4 separate regions of the Homo sapiens genome follow, and regions 2, 3 and 4 are each linked to region 1. A link is a contact called in ENCODE Hi-C or POLR2A ChIA-PET data. All regions are on one chromosome and are shown on one strand. The core of a region is the stretch at or near the end of the contact, and the rest is flanking DNA. Distances in the headings are between cores, read along the strand shown.

Region 1 (4,818 bases), core at 1,077-3,576:
TTAAAATAAGAAACTGGGCCAGGTGCAGTGGTTCACACGTGTAATTCCAGTACTTTGGGAGGCCAAGGCAGAGGATCAATTGAGCACAGGAGTTTGAGACCAGCCTGGGCAACATAGGGAGACCCTATCCCTAAACAAACAAAAAAATGAGCAGGGCGTGGTGGTACATGCCTGTGGACCCAGCTATTCGTGAGACTTAGGTGAGAAGATTGCTTGAGCCTGGGAGGTTGAGGCTGCAGTGAGCTATGATTGCTCCAGTTTGGGCAACAGACTGAAACCTTGTCTCAAAAAATTAAAAAATGAAAAAGAAACCAGTAAGTAGGAGAAAGAGATATAAAGAAAGATATAGGCCGGGTGCGGTGGCTCACGCCTGTAATCCCAGCACTTTGGGAGGCCGAGGCGGGCGGATCACCTGAGGTCAGAAGTTCGGGACCAGCCTGACCAATATGATAAAACCCTGTCTGTACTAAAAACACAAAAATTAGCTGGGCGTGGTGGTATATGCGCCTGTAATCCCAGCTACTCGGGAGGCTGAGACAGGAGAATCGCTTGAACTCGGGAGGCGGAGGCTGTGGTGAGCTGAGGTTGCACCATTGCACTCCAGCCTGGGCAACAATAGTGAAACTCCGTCTTAAAAAAAGAAAGAAGGAAAGAAAGAGAGAGAGAAAGAAAGAAAGATACAGAAATAAAGATGTATTTTTAATTTTAAAAATATAGGCCGAGGCCGGGCGTGGTGGCTCACGCCTATAATCCCAGCACTTTGAGAGGCTGAGGCAGGCGGATCATGCGGTTAAGAAATCGAGACCATCCTGGCCAACATTGTGAAACCCTGTCTCTACTAAAAACACAAACATATTAGCTGAGCGTGGTGGTGTGCGCCTGTAGTCCCGGCTACTCCGGAGGCTGAGGCAGGAGAATCGCTTGAACCCGGGAGGTGGAGGTTGCAGTGAGCCGAGATCTGTGCCACTACACTCTAGTCTGGCAACAGAGCGAGACTCTGACTCAAAAAAATAAAAAATAAAAAATACACACACACACACACACACACACACACACACACACACACGAGTAATTTTACATGAGGTAAAATCTTATGTGGTAAATTCTTGTCCTAGAGTGAAATGACTGGTTATTTATTTTATTTTATTTATTTATTTAGTTTTATTTTTTGAGATGGAGTCTCGCTCTGTCACCCAGGCTGGAGTGCAGTGGCACGACCTCGGCTCACTGCAAGCTCCGTCTCCTGGGTTCACGCCATTCTCCTTCCTCAGCCTCCCGAGTAGCTGGGACTACAGGCGCCCGCCACTGCGCCCGGCTAATTTTTTGTATTTTTAGTAGAGATGGGGTTTCACCATGTTAGCCAGGGAGGTCTCAATCTCTTGACCTCGTGATCCACCCACCTCAGCTTCCCAAAGTGCTCAGATTACAGGAGTGAGCCACCGCACCTGGCCTATTTTATTTTATTTTTGAGATGGAGTTTTCCTCTTGTTGCCCAGGCTGTAGTGCAATGGCACGATCTCGGCTCACCAAAACCTCCGCCTCCCGGGTTCAAGTGATTCTCCTGCCTCAGCCTCCCGAGTAGCTGGGATTACAGGCATGCGCCACCACACCCGACCGATTTTGTACTTTTTAGTAAAGACGGGGTTTCTCCATGTTGGTCAGGCTGGTCTTGAACTCCCGACCTCAGGTGATTCACCTGCCTTGGCATCCCAAAGTGTTGGGACTACAGGCGCCCACCACCACGCTGACTAATTTTTTTGTATTTTTTTAGTAGATACAGGGTTTCACCGTGTTAGCCAGGATGGTCTCGATCTCCTGACCTCGTGATCTGCCCTTCTTGGTCTTCCAAAGTGCTGGGATTACAGGCGTGAGCCACCGTGCCCGGGTGATAAGTTCTTAAAAGAAACAGGTTATAGTATTGAAAAGCAAAATTTCTTGTAATTTTTTTTTTTTGAGACAGAGTCTCACTCTGTCCCCCTACCCCGAGAATCAATTACAACCAAAATAAAAGAGCCTTTAATAGGTATTGTTAAGTACCCCCAACTACTATTAACCTTTAGGAAATCACTAGCTGGGTACACCTGTCCAATATTAAACCTGTTTCTTATGAGTCCCTGTAGGAGTAAAAGGAGGACATCATGACCTACACTTGTGAACTTGTAGCAGGATGAGCCGCAGACAAAACCTCTCAGACACCGAGTTGTAGAAGGAAGGGCTTTATTCAGCTGGGAGCATCGGCAAGCTACTGCCTTAAAATCCGAACTCCCCAAGAGAGCAATTCCTGTCCCTTTTAAGGGCTCACAACTCTAAGGATTTCACATGAAAGGGTCGTGATTGATTTGGAGCAAGCAAGGGGTACGTGACAGGGGCTGCATGCACCGGTGGTCAGAGAGAAACAGAACAGGGCAGGGAGTTTCACAATGTTCTTCTGCACAATGTCTGGAATCTATGAATAACATCGGTTTTTAAGTTATGAGTTGATTTTTAACTACTGGGTTTAGGCCAGGCAGGCCCAGGCTTGGTTTCGGGCCTGGCGCTGGGCTGCCTGTCTTTGGTTTTACTTCCTTGTTTTTTTTTTTTTTTTTTCTTAAAATAGGTACTGAGTATAAAACAATATAAAACAATATGAGAAGGTCTCTCTCTCCCCTCATTTCCCCCCTTTGAGACTCTCACTTTCTATTAGTGGGAGTTCTGACTTTTATTTTTGCTACTTATGTCTTTTTGTGCAATAGATTGATAGTGATTTATATAGTACACTTGTGCTAAAGCATTTTGGTGAACTAAGATAGTGATGAAGCTTTTTATCATTTGAAGAAGTACAGGTAGCAAACAAGGAAGCAGTAAACAGGTTCTTATTACTATTATAAATTCTATTATAAGAGTTTTAAATCCTTCTAGTGCTGGGAACTAATTTTTAAACATGGCTTCAGGATCGAATTCATGCTACACTTGCATGGGCACATGTGTCAGTTTTGTCATATTTTTAACTATGTCTTTAACTACTTGCCTTTGATTATCTATGTGTAGACAGTAATTAGTAAGGTTAAATTTCTTATAGACCTCTCTTTCAGCTGCTAGCAAGTAGTTGAGAGCCAATCTATTTTGATAGATAGCATTTCTTATCTGAGTTTCTTGCTGGGCCAGAATAGTCAAGGCTTGACTGGTTTTACTAGTGATGATTTCTAAAACAGCTTGCAGCTGTATGATTCAGTTGAGCATGTAAGTGGGGGTCCAGTATCCCCATGAGCCGTCTTGTGTCTAAGTGGCAGGCCTATAGTATTATATAATTTTTTTTTGAAGGTCATTTATCATCTTTCCAATTTCCTATGGCTATGCTTCATTTTCCGCGGGAAGCATAGACAGGGAAGCCCAGGAGTTTGCCTGTTTTTATGGTCAGTAGAAAGAAAGATGGTTTAATAGTGCCAATAACACAACTACCTGTCCACTGGTCAGGCAGCTTAGCTTAAGCTCTATGTCTACGTATTCAGTATAACTTGGTGGGGGCAGTCCAGTCCCGGTGGAATTCCAGGTGGGCCCAGACAGTCTGCAACCTTGGAAATTTACTGAATGGATCTCTTTCTATATAATTGGAACTTCACCATGTAACTGTTTTTTTGCGGTACCATTATACAGTTCTTGGCCCAAACAACTAAGACATCCTATAGAATGAGTGAATTCTTTCTTTTTTCTAGCTATGTAATATTGTCCAATAATTGAGACTTTTAGAACCTAGAGATGATCAGGGTGATTCTTGTGGGCCAGGAATTCATCAGGAACTGCGTCTGTAGGCACTAATTCTTGGGCTTTTTATGGCCATTGAGCTCTTATTACAGTTTTTTCACAAACATAACATGAAGTGACATTTAGAGACTGGGCTACACGCTCGGCTAATTGCAAAAACAAATTTCTGGTTTTTCCTGGAGTCTCTTGGTACTGGCAAATTTAGTTCATCATAGAAAGTCTGAAATACTGGTTCCAGAGAGAGTTTACAAAACTCCTCTTTTACTAAGATATTTGCTGTAGGACCTAGTCTTTTCCTATTGATGCCCAGAGATACGTGTTCTCCTTTTTTCTACCTTGGGTTTAAGGGATTTGTAATTATTAATTTCAAGGGGTTCCAATGTCCACTCGTATAGGAGGGGCTGCATTCTCCTTTTTGGAGCTAAACAGGATCTTTTTCATCCTTTTTCTAAGTAGTCTAGATGACACAAGACCAGTAATTACACACATTTGCACATGAGCTTAATTCATGGCAGATATACTTATTTCCTGCCGTGTAAACTTTTTTTTTTTCAACTTAAAGAACTGCATCTTATTTTATGCCAATTACTATTGATAGTGGCACAAGCATTAAATTTTAGGGTTATATGCTTGGAGACCCCTCTTTCTTCTGTCCTAGCTATTACTTTACTTGTGTCGCCTAGAAAAGGACCAGTCATTAATTTTATTTTAAAAACTGATCATGGGAGGCTTAAAATGGGTCATAACACGCATCAGGTTGGTTATTTCCTGGGCTACATACCTTGGATAGAATTGCATTATACAAACAACTTTTAGAGTCCTGGTACACTTATAATAACCATAAAATAATAAGACTTTAGCAATCTTTTGTCCCTCAGTGACTTGATGTATATACTGGGAACAGCCCTCAGTCTTAGGAAGGTCAGTTGAAGTCCTTACAATACAAGTCCAAATTTTAAGGAAAATGAGTCCCCTGCTATGAGTTTCCTCATGCTTCAGCTGTGTGTGGACCAGTCAGCTTCCGGGTATGACTGGAGCAGGGCTTGTCGTCTTCTTCAGAGTCACTTTGCAGGGGTT
Region 2 (5,331 bases), core at 2,678-5,177, 640 kb before region 1:
CCCAATCCCTAGTTTCTTAACAAAAATAAATGATTGAGCTGTTTTAGCTGAAAAATGATTCAGCTAACAGATCAATTATTTGCCTTAGTAAAGAAAAATAATAGGCTCTTTTAAATGTTTGCCTAGCACGTTTGAAATCACCTATAAAAATTCAATTTACATAACATTAGAAATATATCTACCTCAGTTAAAGTATACCTGTGGACAAAAGTTCAGTTCCTCTTACTGAACTATTTTCCAAGTTTGATTATAGGCTGTTTGAGGCAGATTTCAGTGGGAAATAGGAAACACTAAGTCTGATTTAGAAGTAACTTGGGCAATTAGGTCTCTAACAGCACAACCACGTATTAAATTCCAGACAACAGCAACTACAGCCACTTAGGGGGTATGTTATTTTTCCCCTCATCTATCTGAACAACCATAAATACACCAAAATTTGCCTTTCCCATTAGTTTTTTTTTTTTTAGTTGGAATCCTTTAAAATTTTGTCTGCCTTTCATCTTTTAGACCAACAGTCTTACTTTCATGTTTAAAGGCAGTGACCATAACAGTCAAGTTAAACACAACAACTTAGATTGCCTAAATTTGAATATAGGCCTTTTTTTTTTTTTTTTTTTTTTTTTTTTGAGAGGGAGTCTCGCTCTGTCCCCAGGTTGGAGCGCAGATCTCGGCTCACTGGAAGCTCTGCCTTCCGGATTCATGCCATTCTCCAGCCTCAGCCTCCCGAGTAGCTGGCACTACAGGCGCCTACCACCACGCCCAGCTAATTTTTTGTATTTTTAGTAGAGACGGGGTTTCACAGTGTTAGCCAAGATGGTCTCCATCTCCTGACCTCGTGATCCGCCCGCCTCGGCCTCCCAAAGTGCTGGGATTACAGGCGTGAGCCACCGCGCCCGGCCTGAATATAGACTGTTACCTACCAGCTGGATGAATCTCTGGACTCCTTTTCCTCAACTACAAAATAGGGTATAAAACAGTATCTACTTAGACCTGGCGCTGTGGCTCACGCCTGTAATCCCAACACTTTGGGAGGCCAAAGTGAGCAGATTGCTTGAGTCCCTGAGTTCGAGACCATTGCTTGAGTCCCTGAGTTCGAGACCAGCTTGGCAATAGGATGAACCCTCCCCCTCCTCTCTAATAAAATACAAAAAAAAAAAAAAAAAAAAATTAGCTGGGTGCGGTGGCACGCACCTGTCGTCCCAGCTACTAGGGAGGTTGAGGTGGGAGGACTGCTTAAGCCTGAGAGGTGGAGGCTGCAGTGAGCTGAAATCATGCCACCGCACTCCAATCTGGGTGACAGAGTGAGACCCCGTATCAAAAACAAAACAAAACAAATAAACCAGTATACTTATAAAAGTAAACAACAAGCCGGGCGGGGGCGGTGGCTCATGACTATAATCCCAGCACTTTGGGAGGCCAAGGCAGGCGGATCACCTGAGGTCAGGAGTTCAAGACCAGCCTGGCCAACATGGTGAAACCCATCTCTACTAAAAATACAAAAAATTAGCCAGGCGTAGTGGTGAGCCCCTGTAATACCAGCTACTCGGGAGGCTGAGACAGGTGAATCGCTTGAACCCAGGAGGCGGAGGTTGCAGTGAACAGAAATCAAGCCACCGCACTCCAGCCTGGGCAACAAGAGCGAAACTCCGTCTCAAAAAAAAAAAAAAAAAAAGAAAAAGAAAAGAAAAGAAGGAAAAAAAAGTAAGTAACAAATACAAAGCACTTTAAACAGCAGTCAGTCCCTGGCACATCAGAGTTATAGCCATAAAATAAAGATATGCAATCTTCTGAAGTATGATTCACGATTGTGTCTTATCTTTAACTCAAAATTAAAAATGAATTACAAGCAGAAATGTGCACCAGATTTCTTATCATTCTAAATTTAAATGGTTGAATGTGTCCTCCTCAGCTAAGCATTTTAACAGCCACTGATGAGCAATCTAGTAAATTGAATTCGCTCAAAATAAAGGTTTCCCCAAGAGTTCCCCCCACACCACAAATCAAGAGCTCTGATAAAGACACCATCCAGAATCAACTGAATGTTTATATTAACATGTACAAACCACTGAGTACCCCCCCAAAAAATCAATATCTCACTCCAGTTTAGTAGTTAACAGTGACAAAACACAAAGCAACTAGCTTGTAATTTCTATTAAAAACTTTAAATATTTTTCCTGTAAAACCACCAAAATAATTTAACAACAACAACAAAAAATCCTAGGGGTATTAACAAAAACCAACTTTTGTATTTGAAAAAACGTCAAAAGGTACATTGAAAACTGACTCCCTAGGAAAGATGAGTTTATTTTACTATTAATTTCAAAGTTCTCATTCACAATTAGCATTTCACTCTTTTATCTTTTAAATAGATACAGGCTTCAGCACCTTTCCAAATATTGAAATTTATTGGTTTTGGTTTCCAATCTATGACTTTTTGTTTAAACTTCTGGATCTATCGATTAAAAAAAAAAAGCAAACAAAAGACAGTCTCTTGTTCAAAAGGGCACGACAATCAGGTACTCCATACCTAAAGTATGTTTTCACTTGTTAAAATGTCTTACACTATTCTAGTAAATATCTCAAACTTAATAGCACCCTAATTTCCTTTCAAATATTGGATAAAAAAGACCTTAGAAAAGATCAGCAGTCTACTAAATTACAAATATAAGTCTAATGAGGAGTGACTACCAATCACTTTACTTTTGGATAAGATTTACACAAGAACACGACTTACTACTAAACTAAAACATGAACCACTATTATTAACTGTATTTTTCTGGTAAGCAATAAATGTCAATGTTAAAAATATTTCAACAAATATGACAAGCCAACTTCAGAGCACGAAGTTGGCAGATAAAATTGACACCACAGCACAATTTCAAAACTATAAGCAACTATTAAACACACACACCACCGCACCGCACCCATTCTTATGTAAACTTTTGGAATAGTCAACTTTGTGAGCCTCACCTTTGTTTTCACCCAGCATAAGGAGAGTTAAAGGTGAGACACCAACTGCAAAAAACCAAAATATCAAAAGATTCAGTTAATGTCCCCACAGGGGAAAGGACTAAAATCTTTAAACGTTAATGTATTTAAGTAATCGAAGGGCAGGGCACTTCCCCAAGCTACAGCCATTTTGGATTCAGACTGTCTTTCGAATTTCACGGGTTGGGGAGAACTAGATTTAAAACAACAGAAAAAAAATAACACTTAAAACATTTCAGGATCGACCAGCTTTCCCTGCCCCTCCAAGGAAAGGAGGTTGGTAGATATCGGATAGACTCAATCTAAGCGAAAACACCTCGCTACCACAGAGAACCGGAAAGCTGGGGGTTAAAACTTTTTTCCCCTCAGATATCCAACATTTGACTTACACTTTTTCCTCCTTAGGTTTTCCTTTGAAGGAAAACAAAAGCCCTTAGCTCTCATTTCAAGAAGGAAAGAAAAAAACCCGTAAGCCAAGTCACTCAACGAGCACCAAGCCGGATCGCCTGGAGAGGAGCCAAAGAGCCGCAGGTGAGCGTTCCGACCCGACGACCGAAGTTAAAGTAGGAGCGCTTTCGCGGAGCCCCGGCGACGCTCGCGTGCAAAGCTCCATGCACGGGGGAGGCGGGGGTGCCGCATCCGAACCACTTGACCCGTGGGCTCCGCTCGCCCCTCTCGGGTCGGACCTATACCCAACCACCTGTGTGAGAGCTTCTTTCAACTAGTTTTAACAGCCCGTTGGTTAGGCACCGGGCGGAGCCCCGCGCCAGAACGACTCCAGGATCTCCTACTGCCCCGTTTCCCAAACTCCCACTCACCGGGCAGCGGCGGAGCTATGGCCAGGGACTAGACGCTGCGTCTGAGGACGCGTCCCCAGCTTGTCGACCCGGCAGAGGCGGCTAGTCCACAACCATAACAAAGCTCTTCCCAAAATGGCTGCCCGGCCCACAAGGTCCAGGAGGGGCAGAGCGGGTGGAGGAGGAGGAGCGACCAGCAGCACGGCCCTCCCATCCCCCGTCCGACCCCGCCTTACACACGCCCACCTGAAGAAGCGCATGCGCAAGGGACTGCTCCGGCGACCCTCCCGGACGCCAGTTCCCTACGCTGCCAACGTTCGGCCTCCAGAACGGCGGTTATGCCCTGCCCCGCCCCCGGCTCCCTTCTTCGCCGCTTGAGGCGGCGCATGGTCACCTCTGCCCCCTACAGAATTGAATCCTCTGCCTTTCCTCGTGCCGCCTGAGGCACGGACAAGCCTAGTTTAGTACGCCCCTTCTAACCCCCTTGCCCACTTCCAGGGCCTGGGCGCGTATGAATGAGTGGGTGGGTATGCATGTGTGTATCCCTTTTTTCTTCACCCTCCCACAGCCCGCCCCTTGGCCAGTGCGCGTCCCGAAACTACCTCTACAAGGACTTGCAAACCGGTTTCGGAGGAACGTGTGTTTTCCGGCCCTTTCCCACCTTCCGCTCCTTACTTCTCGTGTGCGCGTCGTTGAGACTCCAGTCCCCAGCGGGCCACACGGCCTGGCCCCGGAGGCTGCGCGGCTGCGTCGGCCGCGCTACCCGCTGGGAGTAGTAGTTCCCCTGGAGCGCAGGCGTCACTCCCCCGCCCAAGCGAAGGGCGGGATTCCGGCGAGAGCCTGCGCTTGCGACAGTGCCGTTTCTCCTACCTGAAGTCTCATTGGGTATCGCACTACTGGAAGGGGCGGCGCTGCCATGACAGAGAAGGCAATAAAACTGAAGGCCTAGCTCGACTAAAAGCGCTTACTATTAAGGAAGACTTCGCTGTGGCTCCATCCGGCACGGAAAGCTAAACCGTGTAATGGCTGGCAACCAGGAAGCTAGACTACCTAGAATCCGGAGGATTGGAGGGACTGGCCGGCGTGGGCCCCTGAGATCTCCTACTACATGTCTTCAGTTTTATCCATAGACACGGAAGGGCACTAAAATTGCCTGGTGCCATTTCCTGTGAAACAAGTCTAGATAAGAGAAGGGACTTGCCCAAGGTCACATAGCCGAGAAATAAAGCCGAGGGCAGTAGGAGAAATGATCTGACTTTCCGAACCACCCCCAAGCCTAGGGCCCTTATCACCACACCTTTCATGGAAGTGAAAATCCTGCTCTTGTGCTCTTTAACCCTTAATGAAGTTTATAGGTCCCAGCAAAGAAAATGGATGTAAGAACTGGGCTTTTTTCCCCCTCTAAATGATAGTAAAGGGCCCTAATGCAGTGAGATGTGTCCCCATAGGCCTTATAAACCCTGTTTTGCAAAGTAAAACATAAGTCCCACAGATGGCAAGCAATTCAGGTCACACTGGGCCTAAAATCCCGTCTCTTACCTTCCTT
Region 3 (4,991 bases), core at 2,338-4,837, 740 kb before region 1:
GGCCAACGTGGTGAAACCCCATCTCTACGAAAACTACAAAAATTAGCTGTGCACGGTGGTGCTCGCCTGTAATGCTAGCTACTCAGGAGGCTGAGGCAGGATAATCACTTGAACCCAGGAGGTGGAGATTGCAGTGAGCTGAGATCATGACAGCACACTCCAGCCTGGGCGACAGAGTGAGACTCTGTCTCAAAAAAAATTTAAAAAGTACATGGATTTAAAATATACTTATTTTTTAAAATTTTTATTTTTTGTTTTTTTGAGATGGAATCTCACTCTGTTGCCCAGGCTGGAGTGCAGTGGTGCAATCTCGACTCACTGCAACCTCCGCCTCCTAGGTTCAAGCGATTCTCCTGCCTTAGCCTCCTGAGTAGCTAGGATTATAGGCGCCCACCACCATGCCCGGCTAATTTTTGTACTTTTAGTAGAGACGGGGTTTCACCATGTTGGCCAGGCTGGTCTCAAACTCCTGACCTCAGGTGATCTGCCTGCCTCGGCCTCTCAAAGTGCTGGGATTACAGGCGTGAGCCACCCTGCCTGGCCTTATTTTTATTTATTTATTATTTATTTATTTTTGAGACAGAGTCTCACTCTGTCACCCAGGCTGGAGTACAGTGGTGCGATCTCAGCTCACTGCAACCTCCACCTCCTGGGTTTAAGTGATTCTCCTGCCTCAGCCTCCTGAGTAGCTGGGACTACAGGCCCCCACCACCATGTCCGGCTAATTTTTGAATTTTTAGTAGAGATGGGTTTTTACCATGTTGGCTAGGATGGTCTTGATCTCCTGACCGTGTGATGCACCCGCCTTGGCCTCCCAAAGTGTTGGGATTACAGGCGTGAGCCACTGTGCCCAGCTATTCATTTTATTTTATTTATTTATTTTTTGAGATGAAGTCTCGCTCTGTTGCCAGGCTGGAGTGCAGTTGCACGATGTCGGCTCACTGCAAACTGCCTCCCAGGTTCAAGCGATTCTCCTGCCTCAGCCTCCCGAAGTAGCTGAGATTTCAGGCGCCTGCCACCACGCCTGCCTAATTTTTGTATTTTTAGTAGAGATGGGGTTTCACCAGGGGATCCAGGCTGGTCTCAAACTCCTGACCTCAGGTGATCTGCCCGCCTCGGCCTCCCAAAGTGCTGGGATTACAGGAGTGAGCCACCGCGCCCGGCCTGCATCCAGCTATTTATTTTTTTTTGAGATGGAGACTCACCATCGCCCAGGCTGGAGTGTAGTAGTGCAATCTCAGCTCACTGCAACCTCCAACTCCTGGGTTCAAGTGGGTCTCTTGCCTCAGCCTCCCAAGTAGCTGGGATTACAGGAGCCTGCCACCACTCCCGGCTAATTTTTGTATTTTTAGTAGAGATGGTGTTTCACTATGTTCGCTAAGCTGGTCTCGAACTCCTGACTTCAAGTGATCCGCCTGCCTCAGCCTCCCAAAGTGCTGGGATAACAGGCACCTGCTACCACGCCCAGCCTAAAATATATTTTAAAATATATTTCTCTGAGTTCCTCAAGGTAGAGTCCATGTCTTTTGTCCCCAGAACCTAGTACAAAGTCTTGTACCTCAAAGTTGCTCAGTGAATATTAATTTAATGGATGAATCGGTCACACCAGTAATTGCAGAGGTTTTCTCAGGCCCTAGCCCTGGCTGCAAGGACTTTGGAGAGATCTCCCCTCCCAACACCCTCCATTTACCACATCATCAGACTGTGGTAGCCATTCAATGAGTGCTTAGCGTGAATTCTACACAGTGCTAATTACCTGTAATTCTCACAATGTCCTTAAGCGGTGGCTACTAATATGTCTTCATTTTACACTTAACCTTAATCCCAGCTACTCGATTACAATCCGGGTTACGTGACCTGGCTCACGTCACCTAGCTAATAATGGAAGAGCCCATGTATGTTTGCCATAGGAATTGGCATTTTCACGTCCAGCTCTCTAGCCCCAAAGATTTCAACCTCTTCGAGCCTTGACAGATTGGAATAAGAATCCTCTCCAGGAATCTTTCCCAATATGCTGGAACCTAAAGGGAAATAAAAACCCCTACTCCGATCAGCGTAGACTGGGCCATGGTGAAAAGGAATGGATGATACTCCAGGTGTGAGGAATTGCAGCTTTTTAGCCTGCCAGTTATTTTTCACTCAGCCATTTGCAGGAAATGAGGCACACTGCTTTCCATAACTGATTTGTCTTGCAACTTTCTGAACAAGTCACAGCTTCCCCTTTTTTTTTTTTTTGAGACGGAGTCTCGCTCTGTTGCCCAGGCTGCAGTGCAGTGGCGAGATCTCGGCTCACTGCAACCTTTGCCTCCCGGGTTCAAGTGATTCTCCTGCCTTAGCCTCCCGAGTAGCTGGGATTACAGGAGCCTGCCACCACACCTGGCTAATTTTCGTATTTTTAGTAGAGACGGGGTTTCACCATGTTGGCCAGGTTGGAACCTTGGCCTATTTATTTATTTATTTTTGAGACGGAGTTTCGCTCTGTTGCCCAGGCTGGAGTGCAGTGGCGAGCTCTCGGCTCACTGCAACCTCTGCCTTCCGGGTTCTAGTATTCTCCTACCTCAGCCTCCCGAGTAGCTGGGATTACAGGCGCCCGCCACCACGCCCGGCTAATTTTTGTATTTTTTAGTAGAGACGGGGGGGTCTCACCATCTTGGCCAGGCTGGTCTTGAACTCCTGACCTCGTGATCCACCAGCCTAGGCCTCCCAAAGTGCTGGGATTACAGGCGTGAGCCACCGCGTCCGGCCCCTTGGTTTATTTTTCTAAGAAACAGACTAACACTGATCTCACTAGTAGCATTGTTAATATTAAACAAGATAGCTAATAGCTTTAAAGCGTCTAATCACGGTACCCCCACGAGTAGTAGTCACACAGCAAATCATAGGCAGGAGTGGACAAACAGCGCTGGGAGCATTAATTCTGGTAGATTTGGAGTCTGGGCAGGGCCTAAGAGGATGGGATCAGCGGATTGGGCCAGCCAAAGGGGGCGGGTTCAGAGGGAGGAGCCAGCTGCCTCCCGCTGCAAGCCCCGAGCTTTGAATCAAGCGCGGTAGTTTCAGCTGTAGCCAATCCTAGAACAAAATCTTTTTGCGTCAGTTGTTGCTGAGGCCTAGATCTCACCCAGATCAGTTCTAGTCGCTGCTGCTTGTACCCGTCCTCGGCCCTTGCGTGTCCGTCCGTTACGACTCAGAGGACGGAGAGAAAGTCTAAGTCACCTTCCTCAGTATCCAGGCCGGAAGGAGACTCTCAGCTACTCGCCCTGAACATGCAGAGCAGCACTGGCTTCCCTGTCTCTGGATGCCGCAGGGGCGTCCTGTCAGGAGTTGTAGTGTCAAGATTCCAGTTCTTCTTATGCGACTTGCTGGAGAAGCAGGAAGTTGCTGTTTATTGGAGAAGTCGGGCTAGGGAGGGAAACAATCCCGCGGAGCCATATGGAGAGGGCAGGAGGTGTCTAGATAGTGGTAGGCCGGCGGGGGACGGAGGGTATGGGTGGTGAGTCCTGGCCCTTTAAACCCGAGGGGGAGGATCCGGAAGTGGATGGGCGGGGCGAAGGGTCCTCGTATATAAAAGGGCCCCGGCCGCGCGGGGTCTCTAATCTGCCATTTTCTGTCCCTGAGTGAGTCTCTGGCGTCCCAAATTGCCTGTTTTTCTCGCAGGCTCTATTCCGTTCGCTGGTTCGCCACCTCAGGGGAACGATGGCCATGGAGTCCACAGCCACTGCCGCCGTCGCCGCGGAGCTGGTTTCTGCCGACAAGTAAGCGGGACTGTGGAAAGCTTAAGGCACTGGCCAGTCCGCGGGGAGGGCTAATGGACGGGGGCTCCGGAGAAGGGGCAGACCGGTGGGCGGGAGTACTTGCCTTCCCAAGAGCAGCTGTCGCTGTTCGGGAAGGCCTGGTCACTGGAGCAGTCCTTCTTTTGCTGAGAGCCTCGCGCAGCAGCGGTAACGGCGGTCGGCTGGCGCCCCCTGCCCCGCTTTTCGCGGCCGCCATCTTGCCGGGGGCAGCGGCGGCTGTATCCTTCGCCTGCCCCTCTCCTTCCTCCCCCAGCCCGGGGCGGTTGGCCGGGAGGCGGGGCCCTGGCGCGCGGGTTGGCCTTCACGCCCCTTCTGTCCCCAGCGTGTGCCTCTGGTAGAACCCCTGGATAACCCGGGAATATAACCAACGAAGATTTGGCGCCAAAAGGGAAAAAAAACCTTGCACGAGGAAGGAGGCTGGACCTGAGGGGTCGGGGTGGGCGGGGCCTTGCTGAGGGCGGGGTTTTGCGCGCGTGCGTTCGCTTCCCTCGCCGGCCCTGGGGCAGGGGGCGGGGCCTTGAGGAGGCGGGAAAACTCCATTGTTTGGGGCCGCTGCGGCTCCAGCAGGAGCTTTGGACTATCTCCGTGGGGCCGGCGAGGCTAGTTCCCCCCGACACCTCGCTCACGTCTTGTGCTGGGAGATAGTTATCGCTCCCCGCGACTCCGTGAGCCCCTGCCTGTGGTGGGGAGGATTGTCGTTCTTTAGACTTTGGAGGTGGTGTCTGTTTGGGGGGAACATTACCGGACGTAAAGCGTCTTCAGGAAGCGCTGTCTGGAGCTCTCACCAGCACTGTTTGGTTGCTAGGTGAATCGGCAGTAGTATGCACGAAGTGGAGAAGGACTGGAGGGAAACAAGATAGGATTGTTTTGAAAGCGGCACAGTGCCACTCAGGCGTAATCTGTTTTTTGAACAGTGGAGGGAAACACTACACGAGTTCAAGGAAACAAGTGCTGTTTCCCATACAGTAGGTCTGATTTCCCAATCTTGCCATATTTTTTTAGGCATCTGGTTCTATTTTTTTTTCTAATCTTGTGCGCTTTAGAGGTTAGTTGCCTTCCCTGTAAAAGGAATGGTTGCTGTGAAGTTTTTTAAATTGATATTCTATAGGCTTACACTCTGTCATGATTATGTCTTTGTTTGTTTATAGTTAGAGATTTACGTATATCTCTGCTTACCACCTTTTCTCTCTGCGTTCTTGT
Region 4 (5,172 bases), core at 1,892-4,391, 770 kb before region 1:
GTGGCACCATCTCGGCTCACTGCAACCTCTGCCTCCCAGGTTCAAGCAATTCTCCTGCCTCAGCCTCTCAAGTAGCTGGGATTACAGGCACCTGCCACCATGCCCAGCTAATTTTTGTATTTTTAGTATTGATGGGATTTCACCATGTTGGCCAGGCTGGCCTCGAACTCCTGACCTCAGGTGATTGGCCCGCCTCGGTCTCCCAAAGTCCTGGGATTACGGGTGTGAGCCACCACACCTGGCCTGTTTGTTTTTAGACAGGGTCCTTGGTAAAAAGAATTTGAGGGGAAAAAAAAAAAGAGACAAGGTTTTGCTCTGTTGTCTAGGCTGGAGTAGAATGGCACAATCATGACACACTACAGCCTCGAAGACCTGGGCTCCAGCAATCCTCCCACTTCAGTCTCCTAAACACCTGGGACTATAGGTGTGCACCACCGTGCCCAGCTAATTTTTATATTTTTTGTAGAGATGAGGTTTCACTATATTGCCCAGGCTGGTCTTGAACTACTAGGCTCAAGTGATCCTCCCTTCTTAGTCTTCCACAGTGCCGGGATTACAGCCATGAGCTACTGTGCCTGGCCTGTAGGTTCTTCTTTTACGTATTTTTTTTTTTTTGAGACGGAGACTTGCTCTGTCACCCAGGCTGGAGTGTAGTGGTGCGGCTCACTGCAACCTCTGCCTCCTGGGTTCAGGCGATTCTCCTCCCTCAACCTCCTGAGTAGCTGGGACTGCAGGCGCGTGCCACCATGCCCAGCTAATTTTTGTATTTTTAGTAAAGACGGGGTTTCACCATATTGGCCAGGCTGGTCTCGAACTCTTGACCTCGTGATCTGCCCGCCTTGTGCTGGGATTACAGGCGTGAGCTACTGCGCCCGGCCCCTTTTTTTTTGAGACAGAGTTTTGCTCTTGCTGCCCAGGCTAGAGTGCAATGGCACAATCTTGCCAAACGCAACCTCTGCCTCCTGGGTTCAAGTGATTCTTCTGCCTCAGCCTCCTGAGTAGCTGGGATTACAGGGATGTGCCACCTCACCTGGCTAATTTTGTATTTTTAGTAGAGATGGGGGTTCTCCATGTTGGTCAGGCTGGTCTCGAACTCCTCACCTCAGGTGATCTGCCTACCTCGGCCTCCCAAAGTGCTGGGATTACAGGCGTGAGCCACCATGCCTGGCCTATTTTATTTTTTTTTGAATACAGGCTGGAGTGCAGTGGCGCGATCTCAGCTCACTGCAACCTCCGCCTCCCTGGTTCAAGTGATTCTGTTGCCTCAGGCTCCCAAGTAGCTGGGATTACAGGCTCGCATCAATACATCCAGCTAATTTTTTTTTTTTTTTTTTTTTTTTTTTTTTTTTGAGGGGCAGTCTCGCTTTGTCAAGAGGCTAGAGTGCAGTGGCTCGATCTCGGCTCACTGAAACCTCCGCCTCCCGGGTTCAAGCGATTCTCCTGCCTCAGCGTCCTGAGTATCTGGGACTACAGGTGCGCGCCACGACGCCTAGCTGAATTTTTTTTTTTTTTTTTTTTGAGATGGAGTTTCACTCTTGTTGCCCAGGCTGGAGCGCAATGGCGCAATCTCAGCTCACCACAACCTCCGCCTCCCAGGTTCAAGCAATTCTCCTGCCTCAGCCTCCCGAGTAGCTGGGATTACAGGCATGTGCCACCACGCCCGGCTAATTTTGTATTTTTAATAGAGACGGGGATTCTCCATGTTGGTCAGGCTGGTCTCTAACTCCTGACCTCAGGTGATCCGCCTGCCTCGGCCTCCCAGAGTGCTGGAATTACAGGCGTGAGCCACCGCACCCGGCCAAGTCTGATTGTTTTTATGAGGATGGCCTGATACATTAGACATTTGGTCCACCAGGACATCACTTATGTTGGGGAGACAGTGGGGGATAACGGGGGTGGGGAAATGGGAAGAGTTGCTCTCAGGGAGTAAAGGTGTGGGGAAAAGCAGAGCCAAACCGAGATAACCCTGTGTCTTGCCCATCCCTGCCAAGGAAAACACATACATGCAAGACACCTCTCCACTCAAACAGCACAGACTATTTCAAATCGCAGATGTGTCATTTAATTAATACCTGTGTGACTTTGGGAAAATTATAAATAGCCTTAACCTTGCTGAGTCTGTCCAATCTGTAAAATGGATTATGAATACTTTCCTCACAGGCTTATGGTGTGCTGGTAATATCTTCCTCTGGATGGCAGTTACATTGCAAAAAATAATTTAAAAAAAAGAACTGTATACATTTAAGATTTATACATTTTCTTTCTTCCTGGATGTAGAATAGGAAAAAAAGAAAAAGAAAAAAAAAAAGACTGGTGTATTTTCTGTATATATGCTATACTACGATTTTTAAAAAGGCTTGTACGAAATAAAAGAATATTCCTTTTCGGCCAGGCGCAGTGGCTCACTCCTGTAATCCCAGCACTTTGGGAGTCCAGGGCGGGTGGATCACGAGGTCAGGAGTTCAAGACCAGCCTGGCCAAGATGGCGAAACCCCGTCTCTACTAAAAAATACAAAAAAATTAGCCAGGCGTGGTATCGGGCGCCTGTAATCCCAGCTACTCGGGAGGCTGAGGCAGAGAATTGCTTGAACCAGGGAGGCGGAGGTTGCAGTGAGCCAAGATCGCGCCACTGCACTCCAGCCTGGGCGAGAGCGAGATTCCGTCTCAAAAAAAAAAAAAAAAAAGGAATATTCCTTTTCCAGGATTATTATGAAGATTCAATAAAACCATGTTTATTAAGTGTTAAGCACAGTGCCTGGCACATAACGTGCTGGGCGGGGTCTATGGTCCAGACAGGGGGACCAGGCACTTTCCAGCGCCTGGATCTGCAGACGCGAGGTCTTCTGTATTCTGGCCAATCTTGGTGTTGCAGCTGCTCTCTGGGCCTCAGTTTGCTTGAACTAAATGTAACGGGGCCAACTTAGGTGAACTTTGGGAATCCAGCCAACCTGACTTTAGGGAGAGTATGGAGCCACGGATGGCATTGTGAATCCGGAGGGCCGACACCAGAAGAACCTGCAACGTGGCATCTGCTACCTTACTTCCCCCGGAAAAGCGCCTGCGGCGGCGCCTAGGCGCGCGGTGCAATGTGGGCCAGCAAAAGGCGAGGCTGGCCCCGCCCCTTGCACCGCCCACGTGGCCAGCGCCACCTGCCTCATTGTGCCCAGGAGTTCTCCAAACCCGCGCTGCGGAGTGAGTGACCAAGTTCCGGCCAGTTCGACCTCGAGGATCCAGAGGTGGAGACGGTACTACCTCCCAGCTCTGTTTTCCATCCCCTTCAGGTCCTTCCTCGGGAGGCGGCGAAGGCGGTCCACCCTGCGCGTGATCCTTTATGCCCGGCCCCTGCCCCTCCCTCCGGGTGGAACTTCCCCCTCACCGCCAGACTTAAGCTGAGGATCGTTGGATCTCTGGCGGGGTGCAGAACTGAGCCCAGGCCACAGTACCCTATTCACGCTCTGTGCTTGTGCCAAGGTGAGTTTCTCTTGCTGCTGGCCTATCTTTCTCCCGGAGGAGATGGCCTCGATTCTTTACTACTGAAATGTAAGCCCCTGGGGTTGAGTGGAGAGCGCAGAGCACTGGAGGGGACGAGACTTGGTTTCGGATTTGAGCTCTTCTTTTTCTCTGTATGATCTCTTGCTAACTTCCCAGTTTCTCTGAACCTGTTTCCTCAGCAATAAAATGAGGTCCTACATTAGAACTGTAGCAAGAATTGAGATAAAGCTTTGAAGGCGCACAGCGCATACTAGGTGATCTGCAAGTTTTAATTGCCATCTTTTTGTTTGCTCACCTATGTGCTTTTTCCAGCTGCTCCGGCTTTCTTATGCAGGTGCAGGGATAGTTCTCAGAAGTGGGGAGAAGTGGGGATAATTCTCTTACTTAGACACCTGCTTTGGGTCTGAGAAAGTCTGACATGTTATTCTGTTGCCCCAGAACTCTGTTAAAGTAAGACACAGATCTGAACCTTCACTGGATGAGGCTACTGTTAATTAACTCTTCCCCTTCAGATCGTTCATACTCAGGGCTGCAGGCCTGTTACTTTTCCAAGATCTGTTTCCTTATCTTTAATACAGGAGCAATCTCAGTATGATTCTATCTGGTCCACTGGGATTTTTTGCCGAGTATAGTAAAGTGCTTTGATATTCTCCAAGAGGATTCTTTTCAGGTTTTCCAACAGGTAAAGGAAGAAGGTGACAGAGGCAGCGACTTCCTCAAATGTCCTTCCAGCTGGCCAAACTCAACCTGTCAAGATCTCTCCCCCATAAGCTGTGTGTGTGTGGTGTGTGTATTGTGTACATTGTATGTATGTATGTATGTATGTATGTATGTATGTATGTATGGGACAGGTACTCTAGGAGTGAGGGGTTCAGGCAGATGACAGGCTCAGACCTCAAGGAGTAGCCAGGTTTGTGGGGGAAATTTATATATAAACAGAAAAATGTAGTGATGTGCACATGCTATCAGTACATGGAAGTAGCCATCCATTTATTTATTTATTTATTTTCTTTTTAGAGATGGATGGGGGTCTCTCGGTCTTTTGCCCATGCTGGAGTGTAGTGGTGGAATCCTTGCTCAGTGCAGCCTCAAACTTCTGGGCTCAAATAATCCTGCCACCTCAGCCTTTGGACTATAAACTACATGCCACTGTGCCCAGTTAATCTTTAAAATAAAAAAAAAAAAATTCCCCCTAGCAAGCAGACTCAGAAAGAAAAAAACAAATTTTTGTAGAGACAGTGTTTCCTTTTGTTGCCCAGGTTTCAAGTGATCCTCCCGCCTCAGCCTGCCCAGGTGCTGAGATTACATGTATGAGCCACTGCACCTGGAAAGGAGCCAGAAATGTGAAGTGCTAGCTGAAGGATGAGCAGCAGCTAGCCAGGCAAAGGTAGGGTTTGGGGAAGGAAAGTGCACACACCTAGAGTCAGGTAAGTGATGTGACCCTGTTGAGTGTTCAAAGTCTGGAATACAGTCTGACATGAGGAGGTGGTGAAATGAGAAAGATAGAAGCCAGGTTTTGAGAAGCCTGGACTTTATCCTGAATATAGGGGAGAATTGCTGGAAGGGTTTGAGACTGGGAGTCACATGGTTGGATCTGGTGATGGACTGCGGGAAGAGGGACCACTCTGGAAGCCAAGATCTGTGGTTTAAGTAAAGAGTGATGGTCAGCTGGGCACAGTG

What was found. A loop is a pair of places that touch in the nucleus more often than their neighbours do. ChIA-PET counts read pairs that join two places held with the same protein, here RNA polymerase II (POLR2A). Pooled maps may share reads with other maps.
Region 2: a loop to region 1 is called in a map with no recorded cell type, with 6 times the contacts of the local background. The contact joins the promoter of GPBP1L1 here to the enhancer-like site in region 1. A Hi-C loop is called at or near these places in 9 of 37 single-sample maps with no recorded cell type and 4 of 50 pooled maps.
Region 3: a loop to region 1 is called in a map with no recorded cell type, with 6 times the contacts of the local background. The contact joins the promoter of NASP here to the enhancer-like site in region 1. A Hi-C loop is called at or near these places in 6 of 37 single-sample maps with no recorded cell type and 5 of 50 pooled maps.
Region 4: a loop to region 1 is called in a map with no recorded cell type, with 4 times the contacts of the local background. The contact joins the promoter of AKR1A1 here to the enhancer-like site in region 1. A Hi-C loop is called at or near these places in 1 of 37 single-sample maps with no recorded cell type and 2 of 50 pooled maps. POLR2A ChIA-PET finds 5 or more read pairs at or near these places in 3 of 52 experiments (activated B cell, activated CD4-positive, alpha-beta T cell and activated T-cell).

What each region holds. Positions count from the first base shown.
Region 1 is chr1:46,323,390-46,328,207 of GRCh38, forward strand. No RefSeq gene overlaps it. Among named protein-coding and RNA genes, the nearest start is that of NSUN4, 15 kb to the right of the region's middle. Within about 2 kb of position 2,327, at least 3 of the 41 ENCODE cell types and tissues checked have a DNase peak (open chromatin) inside an H3K27ac peak, as active enhancers do.
Region 2 is chr1:45,682,606-45,687,936 of GRCh38, forward strand. It overlaps GPBP1L1 (GC-rich promoter binding protein 1 like 1), which reads right to left and starts at 3,928. Exons shown (of 13, transcript NM_021639.5): 1 at 3,807-3,928; 2 at 2,971-3,015. RefSeq lists enhancers at 3,544-4,142, 3,769-3,918, 3,979-4,028, 4,099-4,218, 4,239-4,568.
Region 3 is chr1:45,580,454-45,585,444 of GRCh38, forward strand. NASP (nuclear autoantigenic sperm protein) reads left to right here and starts at 3,588. Exons shown (of 15, transcript NM_002482.4): 1 at 3,588-3,752. The coding sequence starts at 3,694. RefSeq lists enhancers at 2,204-2,253, 2,664-2,723, 3,174-3,483 and silencers at 3,014-3,073, 3,984-4,283.
Region 4 is chr1:45,547,685-45,552,856 of GRCh38, forward strand. AKR1A1 (aldo-keto reductase family 1 member A1) reads left to right here and starts at 3,142. Exons shown (of 9, transcript NM_153326.3): 1 at 3,142-3,471. RefSeq lists enhancers at 2,825-2,884, 2,935-3,164, 3,395-3,614.